Regions from separate parts of the Homo sapiens genome. Here region 1 is linked to region 2. A link is a contact called in ENCODE Hi-C or POLR2A ChIA-PET data. All regions are on one chromosome and are shown on one strand. Each heading gives the region's core, a stretch centred on a gene start or an enhancer-like site at or near the end of the contact. The rest is flanking DNA. Distances are from core to core; before and after follow the strand shown.

Region 1 (5,455 bases), core at 957-3,456, 980 kb before region 2:
ATCCTTCATGCTACCTCCCTATCAGGTGCTAGGCTATCATAAGACATAAAAAAGGCCTGGAGGGTTTTGCTAATCACTGATGCCACTGAATACTACCAGAAATAAGTTCTATTCCTCAAGCTAAATTACACCAATCAAGCCCTGTAAGGAAGGAAAGTGTATTTAAAATCCTTGCTGTCACTGGAGGAAGTATAGCAGAAAATTGATGAGTCAGAAAGACCTGAATTCAAGTTCCAGCTCTGATGCTTCCTAGCTGTGTGATGTTGGGCAAGTTACTTAACCTCTCTCTCTGTGTCTCATTATCCTTATGTGTCCAATAAGGATGATAATAAAACCTGTCTAATAGGGTAGCTGCGAGGAAAAGAGATGATGTTTGCATAGTGCTTTGCCCAATTCATGACTAGACTGGGGTTCAATATATGATAATAATGGCGATGATGATGAAGGCCAATAAGAAAGCTGAATATTCACTCTGATGGTAGTTTCTTTTGCTGTGCAGAAGCTCTTTAGTTTAATTAGATCCCATTTGTCAATTTTGGCTTTTGTTGCCATTGCTTTTGGTGTTTTAGACATGAAGTCCTTGCCCATGCCTATGTCCTGAATGGTAATGCCTAGGTTTTCTTCTAGGGTTTTTATGGTTTTAGGTTTAACGTTTAAGTCTTTAATCCATCTTGAATTAATTTTTGTGTAAGGTGTAAGGAAGGGATCCAGTTTCAGCTTTCTACATATGGCTAGCCAGTTTTCCCAGCACCATTTATTAAATAGGGAATCCTTTCCCCATTGCTTGTTTTTCTCAACAGGCAACCTACAAAATGGGAGAAAATTTTCGCCACCTACTCATCTGACAAAGGGCTAATATCCAGAATCTACAATGAACTCAAACAAATTTACAAGAAAAAAAACAAACAACCCCATCAAAAAGTGGGTGAAGGACATGAACAGACACTTCTCAAAAGAAGATATTTATGCAGCCAAAAAACACATGAAAAAATGCTCACCATCACTGGCCATCAGAGAAATGCAAATCAAAACCACAATGAGATACCATCTCACACCAGTTAGAATGGCAATCATTAAAAAGTCAGGAAACAACAGGTGCTGGAGAGGATGTGGAGAAATAGGAACAATTTTACACTGTTGGTGGGACTGTAAACTAGTTCAACCCTTGTGGAAGTCAGTGTGGTGATTTCTCAGGGATCTAGAACTAGAAATACCATTTGACCCAGCCATCCCATTACTGGGTATATACCCAAAGGACTATAAATCATGCTGCTATAAAGACACATGCACACGTATGTTTATTGTGGCATTATTCACAATAGCAAAGACTTGGAACCAACCCAAATGTCCAACAATGATAGACTGGATTAAGAAAATGTGGCACATATACACCATGGAATACTAGCAGCCATAAAAAATGATGAGTTCATGTCCTTTATAGGGACGTGGATGAAATTGGAAATCATCATTCTCAGTAAACTATCGCAAGAACAAAAAACCAAACACCGCATATTCTCACTCATAGGTGGGAACTGAACAATGAGAACATATGGACACAGGAAGGGGAAGAGCACACTCTGGGGACTGTTGTGGGGTGCGGGGAGGGGGGAGGGATAGCACTGGGAGATATACCTAATGCTAAATGACGAGTTAATGGCTGCAGCACACCAGCATGGCACATGTATGCATATGTAACTAACCTGCACATCGTGCACATGTACCCTAAAACTTAAAGCATAATAATAATAAAATAAAAAAAAGAAAGAAAGCTGAATATTGTTGAAGATTGTGTCAAGGAACCTCTGTAATAGGATATAGAACGCCTCCTCTTTTCACATGAACTGCTAATACTATATGTGAAGAATGACGATTTTTAGGCAGAGGGGTGAAACATATCCCTTTAGTCAAGCTATGCAAACACAGCAGCTGCTCACATAAATTCCTTGAGTTTTATGCCGTTGTCTTTTCTCAGACAGAGCCCTCATTGAGTTTGGGAGAATTTGGGTTGGCTGGGTAATAACCGCATGAGCTATGTAGCTACTCTTTCATTCTGACCTCACCTTGGGATAGACACAGAACCCAATGTATCAAATCGCCTGGTGTACAGATCTCTTGTCCAAGTGAGGTGCAGCTGAACTTTATATTTCTGTGCATTTGACTTGCAGGCTGCGTCTTATTCACCAAGACAGAAGTTTATACTTGGGCCTTCTCATGGGTGAGGTCACTTTGCTGTTATTAGCCAAACGCCGCTCTTCTCCAAATGTCTGATGTTTTCTTGGCTGTAGTGTTCAGTTCCCAGAGCAAGATGTTTTAGACTAAGAAGTACTGCTTGTGCAATGACGCAAAGCCTATTCTGGAAATTTGCTCCAATGGTTGTGTTTTCTTGTTGGTTTTGAGCAACGGTATTTGTATTTTTGTTGATATTTCCCTTGTGAAGGAGCAATGGGTTTGTTAGATTTTGCGTGGTCTGATTGTACAACGTCAGGGATGCAGCTGAGGCTTTGTCTCTAGCAAATGTTAGGCGAGCCAAATTCGGACTGTTTAGAGTCTACATTGGCATTAACTGGCTGGCAACTTGAAATGAGACAAAAATGAATGATTTGCACAATGCCTGTCCTCGCTAGCTCAGTATTTCTTAAAAATTTCTTTTCATTGTCACTCCCCCAAGGAGCTTTTTGAACATTTTTTTCCTGAATGTCTCCTCCCACCATGAAATTTTAATACTCCAGATACACCGTATATCTATTTATATAATATTATCTGTATCTGTGTTTTATATATAAAAGAATAGAATTCTAGCTACCCCTGAACCAATTTTGCCCTTTTACTAATGATCCTCACCAATTGACTGAAACACATCTCATGCCTGAAAAAAACACAATTTACTATGGGGTAATTCATTGGCAATTACAATTTATAGCTGGAGAAACTGAGTCATGAATGATTTTCTAAGAACTTGATATAATATTTATAACAGCATTCATTACTCTACAAACATTTATAAAAGAACACAGAAGAATAACTTTTTGAATACATTACAGTTACTTTTCGGAGGAAATGCAGTAAAAATCTTTATAATTATAAGCTTTTTGTCCATGTTGTTAGCGCTTCTCATGTTGTGTGCTAAAGTTGGTTGAGATCTGTAAAAGCACAGGACAAATATTTCCTGCACATGCCCTTTTTCATTCCTATGCTCTAATCCCTGATGAAAGCCCCAATCACTTCACGTCTGACTGTTTTCCCTACCTCTGGACTCACATTCACAAATGCAAATTGCCCTCAAGGGCCAGGGAGGCCACAGAAATTAACGAAGGGGGCCCGAAGTAAGAAAACGACACTCTCCCAACACAGGCAGGGATGACTGGCAGCTGACACATGGCCTTTGTGTTAGGAAGACAAGAGGGGGTGCATGGGACTTGGGAAATGGAAAATATGTAGTCCATCTGAAGGTGGCAGCTGCTACTCAATTCTTGTAGCTTTATTGTCACAGGGAAATGGCAGCCCAACATTGTCTGATCATTTTACTGTTTTAGAGAGAAACCAGAAATCTAACATTTTATGGGATTATTAAATATTGACCAATAGTCTTTGTGCCAAATAAAACGGGTCTGTGAGCTGGGCTGGGCCACTGAACACTAAGCTTTGAGCACAGTTCCAGAGACTTCCTTCTCTTTCCAACCCAATCTATCTTAAACACTATTTTAAACAATTTCACCCTCTCAAAGTGTAATTCACATCATGTTCCTCTCCTGCTTAAAAGTTTTCAATAGCTTCCCACTGCCTACCAAGTCAATTCTAAACTCGTGAGCCAGGCATTTTAAAGCCATCTGCCACTTTATGTAATATCTTCCCTTCACTTATGTGAACATCAACTTTTTCTCCTTTCCTTGACTTACTTTGTAATTTTCTGCCTCACTCCTTTGACTAAGGTGGCTTCTTCTGCCTGAAACCTTCATGTTTAAATCTTACCAATCTTTCAAAGTCGAACTTTAGATGTCTCCTTTCCAAGAATCCTTCTTTGCTATATCTGATAAGAGGTTATTCTTTCTCTGAACTTCAATAACGTATTATTTTTGATAAAGTGTTTGGAACACTCTGCTCAGAGCAAGTGCGATAGGACGAGTTGGCTCGGAAGGAGTGGCTCATCACCCTCATTTGCCCTTCACTTCCCATCTCTGGCTCTGTCCTGTGTCATAGGGGAATAGCATATTCATTTAATTTTTTCTCTGGCATTTTTCACTTTTCATTGTGTAATACAGAGTCCTCTATCCCTTACTAGGTAATATTTTCAAACAGGGATTCTTTCTTTCTTTCTTTCTTTCTTTCTTTTCTTTCTTTCTTTCTTTCTTTCTTTCTTTCTTTCTTTCTTTCTTTCTTTCTTCTTTCTTTCTTTCTCTTCTTTCTTTCTTTCTCTTCTTTCTTTCTTTCTTTCTTTCTTTTTCTTTCTTTCCTTCCTTCCTTCTTTCTTTTTTCTTTCTTTCTTTCCTTTCTTTTCTTTCCTTCCTTCCTTCTTTCCTCCCTTCCTTCTTTCCTTTCTTTCTTTTCTTTCCTTCTTTCCTTTCTTTCCTTGCTTTTCTTTTCTTTCTTTCTTCCTTCCTTCCTTCTTTCTTTCCCTTCCTTCCATCCTTCCTTCCTCCCTTCCTCCTTTCCTTTCTTTCTTTTCTTTCCTTCTTTCTTTCCTTGCTTTTCTTTTTCTTTCTTCCTTCCTTCCCTCTTTCTTTCTTTCCCTTCCTTCCTTCTGTCCTTCCATCCTTCCTTCCTCCTTTCCTTTCTTTCCTTCTTTCCTTTCTTTCTCTTTCTTTCTTTCTCTCTCTCTCTCTCTTCCTTCCCTCCCTCCCTCCCTCCCTCCCTCCCTCCTTCCTTCCTTCCTTCCTTCCTTCCTCAGGGTCTTGCTCTGTCACCCAGGCTGGGGTGCCATGGGCCAATCATGGCTCACTGCAGCCTTGACCTCCCAGGCTCAAGCGATCCTCCTACCTCAGCCTTCCAAGTAGCTGGGACTACAGGCTTAAGCCACCAGGCCTGGCTAATTAAAAAAAATTTTTTTTTTCCAGGGATGGATGTCTCCCTGTGTTGCTCAGGATGGTCTCAAACTCCTGAGCTCAAGTGATCTTCCCCCCTGAGCCTCCCAAAGTGCTGGGATTACAGACATGAACCATTGTGCCCCACCAGGGATCATTTTCTTGTATAACCTTGATTCCCCACAGTGGCAAGTACTTAAATATTTGTAAAATGAGCATTTGCAACTCTATTGATTGCTTCATTCACCAGATCATTCCTTCCCACATGCCCCCAAAATTCCAAATCTATGGATGTGTTACTTGAAGAGAACCAAATTGAGAGAAGGCAAACATACTTCAGGAAGGGTAATGTGTAAGGAACCATCAGGATTCTCATGCATTTGCGTGATTTGTCTACCCTCTTTGGCCCAAATATTGAGCCTTTTAAACATTTAAAA
Region 2 (5,807 bases), core at 670-3,169:
TTGCGTTTTTTTAATTTTTTTAAATTATGAACTAGCGCTGCTCCACTTCTTCTTGCTTCTTACTTTGACGTGTCATCCTAGCTGCCTGTGGTATCATATTAGGGATCCCATCAATGATTGGATAAGCTATTCCCAACTCTTCATTAATCAATTCGTTTGTTGATGCTTCATATCTGAGGTGGAAAAAAAAAGAACAAAATGAGTTGTGGGAAAATAAAATGCTTGAAGAGCCTGATTTTCAACAAATACCACCATTTATCCAATTTTTGGTACGGAGTTAATCCCAGAATAGTCTTCTTTAATTCTAAAAGCAACAATAGCCAATTCAACCTTTTATCTTAGAAAAATTCTCTTACAATCTATAATTATTCCCATTTTAGTAGTTTCTCTCATATTCTCTTTTTCACCTTATTCACAAGTTATTCCTTAATTTTTTTTCATACTAGTCAGAAAAGATCCCCCTCTCTTATCCAAATATTCCTTCATTACTTTGGTCAACCCCCAAACCATCCCTGTTAATTTACTACTGGAATAAACACTAGAGAAAAATCAACTTCTTCATTTTAGAATAAATGCTAAGTAGAGAAACTTAACTAATCCATTAGAAGGAAATCACTGGAAAAGGTGAGAGGGCAGAAATGAAGAAACTTTCGAAAGCACTAAGTCTGCAGTGAGCTAGTTATAAACGTAAATCAAATGATAATTTCAAGGTTCGAGAAAATTGAATAATATGTTTATTACGGGAAAAAGAAATACGAAAAATTGCTAGCAATCTACCATTCAAAGATAACCACTGATAACATTTTGGTGTTTATGCGATTTGTAATACTAGCGTTAGTGTTGTCAATATTCAATTTTGGTAGCTTGGAAACTGTAGAGCTGTCTTCCCAAAAACTAGTTAAAGAGGCTTCTACGAAACCTGCTAGGCCACAACTAAGAGCCACTGGGCAGCAAACACAGCTGAATTGCTTAAGATTGTCAGGCACCAGTTGTACAAGACACTTTCACAAGAATCTGGAGGGTACAACAATACTTTTCATTATCTTGGCTTAAAAACCGGAAGGCTTCGGACTTGTCCTGAATCGCAGTGGTTCATAAACCTGGTGGTACATTAGAAATCATTTAGGGACCGTTTAAGAACACAGATAAGCTGGGCGTGGGGGCGGCGCCTGTCTCTCGACTCCTGAGGAGGCTGAGGCGGGAGTTCTAGGCCAGTCTGGGCAACGTAGGGGGCACCCTGTCTCTTAAAAGGAAAAAAAAAAAGGAAAAGAAAATACAAATGTTCAGGTCCCATCCCGCGAGCATTCCAAGTCTGCCCGTCTTGGGGGCTGTCGGGGAATCGGCATTTTTAAAACGGTCCCCGGGTGATTGCAATGCGCAGCCGGTCGCGAACCCTAAAACGCTTCGAGCCATTCCCGCAGGCTGGCGTTGCGTTCTGGGAGATGTGGGACGCAGCTCCCCTGGCCTCCGGTCTCCCCCGTCCTGCCCGCTGTGCGCCCGGCGAGGACAGAGTCCAGAATGTGGCAGCGGAGAGTACCTGACCGACCTACAAGGCCCCAGTGGCTGCAAGAGGCCGCGGTCCACCGCTCCCTTTCCGCCCACCGGGAGGCTGCAAAGGAAGGGCCAAGGCCAGCGAGTTACCTGAGCGGCTTCTTGGAGAGCGGGCACACCAGGAACTCCAGCAGCGCCGGATCGAAGTCGCGGGGCGGCTCCTCAGTCTTCTTGCCCCGGTCGGCCAAAGGCCGCGACCCCGACGCGTGCAGGCACCTACGGGCGACCGCGGACGGCGGCGCGCGCGTTCCCCGCAGCGCTGAGGCGAGCCTGCAGCGTGCTCCACTCAGCATGGTCTGGCAGCCGGAGACCAGGCCTCACCGCAGCCTCGCCACCCGTGGCCGAGCTCCCGGCTTCCCGTTCGTCCAGGCCAGCCGGGCAGGCCCCGCCCCCTGGTCCTCCAGGAAACGCTGCCGAGGAGTAGGCGGGGCGGGCGCTTTGGTTCCGAGGGTGCTTCTGCTCCGACTGCTTTTCCCACGGGCGTCATCTATAGTCCGGAGGACAGCCCCAGGGCAGAGGCCTCTGGTGAGTGCCCCGCCGCCTTACCAGACTACAAACTAAACCAGTGTTTAAGTCAAGGTGTCTGGGTTTTCACCGGGGCCTGTCCAAGGATGCTAGGAAGCCAGTGGCCAGGCCTCAGAGTTGTAGGGAGTTAGGCTTGGACCTACGTGGTTACCTCCAAGTGAAGTTTCAAACACACTGTTATGTATTGTACCGAATGTATTGTCATGGATGTATTGAAAGCGCTCATTTGTTTCATGTACATCTTTACTATACCATTAGTTTCTGTAACCTTGTTTGGCTTTTTTCTCTCTCATTAAAAAAAGTGAGAACCTGGAAGGAAGGGCCTAGGCCTCTGACCCTCCAAAATATATAAATTCTTCCTGCCTGAGACCCAGTCATTGTGAAGTATTTGCGTAATAAAGCACAGCTAATTTACTTCTATAAATGAGCTTGGAGGCCGCAAGGGGCCTAAATAGCTGTGTAACAGGCAGATGTGATCTGCCTGTTAAAGATCCATTCAATGAGTGGGTGATCCATTCAGTGAATTTGTATCCCAGGTTTGCTTCCCACTCTCCAAGAAAGTGACCATGTTAGATCTCTTTCTTACAGTGTAGTAGATGGGAACTTGGGCTCTGGGGCCTGACAGCTTGGTTCCCTGTCCACAATTAGTAGCTGGATGACTTTGGCAAATGACTTAACTGCTCATTTTCCTTATCTGTATAAGACTAATAATTGTACCTACCTTGTAGGTAGGGCATAAATGTGATTGTGCATTCGAAGAACATTTAGAAAAGTGCCTGGCACAAATTAATGCTCCATTAATGTTGTCTATTTTTATTTTTAGTTCATCTAGTTTTTCCATGTCCGAAGACTCAAAGATTCTCATTAGTCATCCATTTTTTCCCTCCGTTCTGCTGAATATCAACCTGAACTTTTTTTTTGCATCACTGGGCATTATCATTTCACACTTTGAGTTCCTGGAGCTGGAAGTACAGAATCCAAAAATATGTTTATATTTTCAAATTTCTCTTCCACTCCAATGTAAAAATAAACTGACAAATGTTTATATGTTCATCCTAATTTTTTGTTTGTTTTTTGGGCCATCCTGTTTTTTTTAAAAAAAACAGTTTATTTTTTGATGTTCTTTGTTCACTAATGCTCAGAAGATTTTCTAAGGTTAATGTAGTTTATAGGATACCAAAAAGGAAACACTTCTACTGGATAGATATTTAAGAGATAATGAAAGTCTCTGGTTGCCTCACCTTCCTTCCCTCACAAAGCAATCTTTCACAGTCATAACTTTCCGTTATTAGAGTTACTAACGGACTAGAGAATAGGGCAGTTATCGGGACATACCCTCAAGGGAAACTACTGTAAAGTTCCTATGTCACCTTCACACTATTTCCGACTAGGGCAGTAGCAGGAATTAATTTTTCAGTTGAAGTCAGTTGATACTTTGGGCTCAAGGGAAGGGGTGAGCTGTAGGAAAGATAAGTTTCTGCTTAAGGAGAAACAGCGCTTGACTTCTGCAAGCGCTGAGTGGGCCCAACCCTTGGCGCTTGTTGGGTAGGGGAAGGCACCCATGCTTAAGCCTCAGCTAGCTTGGCTGACAGATCTCTATCAACTGGGTTTTCTAACCAGTTATAAATAAATTAGTTTCAGTTTGCCTCCACATAGAGGGTTTGAGGCAGTTCAGTTTACTTTATTTAGGGGAAGAATAGAGAGTAACAGCAAAGTATTGAAAACATCCTCAAATTTATAACACCAGAAATCAACAACCAATATTTAAGGAACATATGAATGTATGACTATCACCATGTGTGTATTAAGTTGCAACATATCAAAGCAATATGTCCCTAAATAGCCCTTAGTAATGAAGAAATACAATTCATTTCTGCCTGTAGTATACTAAGCTAAATGTAGATGATAGGATAGGATCATGGGACTGGAACTGGTCTTTTAAAAGTTAGTCCCTTTTCACTATTCACATGACTGACCTTTCGTGTCACATAGGCCTGTGCACAATAACCTGATGGTTTCTGGGCTCAGATACAATATAGCTGTGTGATCTTGGAGAAGCTACTTAAGTTCTCACCCTCAACCTTCTCACTTGTGAAATACAATAATAATAGTATGTAACTTACAGTGTTTGAACAGACTAAATAAAACAATTCAAGTAAAACAGCACAGGGGCTAACACATTTAAAGAATGTTTAGCAATAAAATTATTTATTATGGTGAAACTAGTAAACATTCTGATGGAAAGGGAAAGCACAAGGTACTTCTGGGACACTCTTTTTAACTGAAATGGAATTTTTCTAATTTCCAATATGGATACTATTGAAACACAATTCTTGGATTATCACACACATGAAGTTAGAAATCTCTAGGCAGAAGAGGGGCTGGACTATGTATTTTAACAGAGCCTGTCAATTCCAAATTTGGGGGCATTGAAATTTGTGAACCTGCAATCCAAAGAAATGAGTCAAAATAAATTTTCCACTAGATGGCATCATTTAGTATTTGAACTAACATTTATCTCTGCTTGATCTTTTCTTTCTGTGATTACAAAGACTTACTTTCATTTTGCCAATTGTTTCTTAGTTTGACAACACTTATTTTTTATTTTTATTTTATTTTCTTGAGACAGATTCTCTCTGTGTCATCCAGGCTGGAGTACAGTGGTGCAGTCGTGACTCACTGCAGCCTTGACCTCCCAGACTCAAGCAATCCTGGCATGTCAGCCTCCAGGTAGCTGGGAATACAGGTGCATGCCACCACACCCAGCTAATTTTTGTATTTTTTGTAGAGATGGTGTTTCATGTTGCCCAGGCTGGTCTGGAACTCCTGAGCTCAAGCAGTCCACCCACCTTGGCCTCCCAAAGTGCTAGGATTACAGGCATAAGCCACTGTGCCCAGCCCAACATTTATTTTAAAAACAAAAATCATAAAAGTCCTATTAATAAATTTTAATGATGAGTTTATTAAAATCAAGTTTCCAATAGATAAATGGACAAAATATTTGAAAAGAAAAATTCGCAAAAAAGAAAATACAGTTGGTCAATAAACATATTAAAAAATTATCCTCAATAGTAAAGTAGTAATGCTAGTTTCAAACATCAAAGGAGTTTTGAAATAACTCTAGACATGAATGTTACCAGCCTTGTTTTGGCCATCTGAAGGATAATCACAAATTCTGTCTGAAGGGCTGAGGACTAGTGCCTGCAAAAGGACCAGAATATCCCAGCATGGGCACAAGTAGCTTGAAATTATGGAAGTATGTCCTGTCTTTCTTTCTTTTCTTTCTTTCTTTCTTACTCTCTCTCACTTTCTCTCTTTCTTTCTTTTTTTTTTTTTTGAGACAGGATCTTGCTCTATCTCCCAGGCTGGAGTGCAGTGGCTCCATCATAGCTGACTGCAGCCTTCACCTTCTGAGCTCAAACAATCCTCCCACCTCAGCTTCCTGAGTAGCTGGGACCATAGGCACACACATGCACCACCACACCTGGCTAATTTCTAAAATTTTTTTTGTAAAGTCAGGGTCTCACTATGTTGCCCAGGCTGGTCTTGAACTCCTGGGCTCAAGTGATCCTCCCGCCTCAGCCTCCCAAAGTCCTGGGATTACAGGCGTGAGCTACCACGCACAGCCCAACTTGCTCTTTTGGTTCTGTGGCTGCTGCAGTTATGGGGATGTACCCGCTGATCCACAACAGTTTGGGAGTGCTCTTCCATAAGCTCCCCTCCCTCATGCC

The links. Hi-C counts contacts between places; a loop is a spot of excess contacts on that map. ChIA-PET counts read pairs that join two places held with the same protein, here RNA polymerase II (POLR2A). Pooled maps may share reads with other maps.
Region 1: a loop to region 2 is called in a map of sigmoid colon, with 4 times the contacts of the local background. The contact joins the enhancer-like site here to the promoter of PIGY in region 2. A Hi-C loop is called at or near these places in 1 of 168 maps with a recorded cell type or tissue (sigmoid colon) and 6 of 50 pooled maps. POLR2A ChIA-PET finds 5 or more read pairs at or near these places in 1 of 52 experiments (HEK293T).

The regions. Positions count from the first base shown.
Region 1 is chr4:87,538,350-87,543,804 of GRCh38, forward strand. No RefSeq gene overlaps it. Among named protein-coding and RNA genes, the nearest start is that of SPARCL1, 12 kb to the left of the region's middle. Within about 2 kb of position 2,207, at least 6 of the 41 ENCODE cell types and tissues checked have a DNase peak (open chromatin) inside an H3K27ac peak, as active enhancers do.
Region 2 is chr4:88,521,857-88,527,663 of GRCh38, forward strand. PIGY (phosphatidylinositol glycan anchor biosynthesis class Y) reads right to left here and starts at 1,920. Exons shown (of 2, transcript NM_001042616.3): 1 at 1,642-1,920; 2 at 1-173. It overlaps PYURF (PIGY upstream open reading frame), which reads right to left and starts at 1,920. Exons shown (of 2, transcript NM_032906.5): 1 at 1,642-1,920; 2 at 1-173. The coding sequence starts at 1,844. The coding sequence ends at 32. PIGY-DT (PIGY divergent transcript) reads left to right here and starts at 1,954. Exons shown (of 2, transcript NR_134663.1): 1 at 1,954-2,076; 2 at 2,909-3,135. It also overlaps a transcript of HERC3 not described here and the pseudogene LOC100129137. RefSeq lists an enhancer at 1,218-1,277.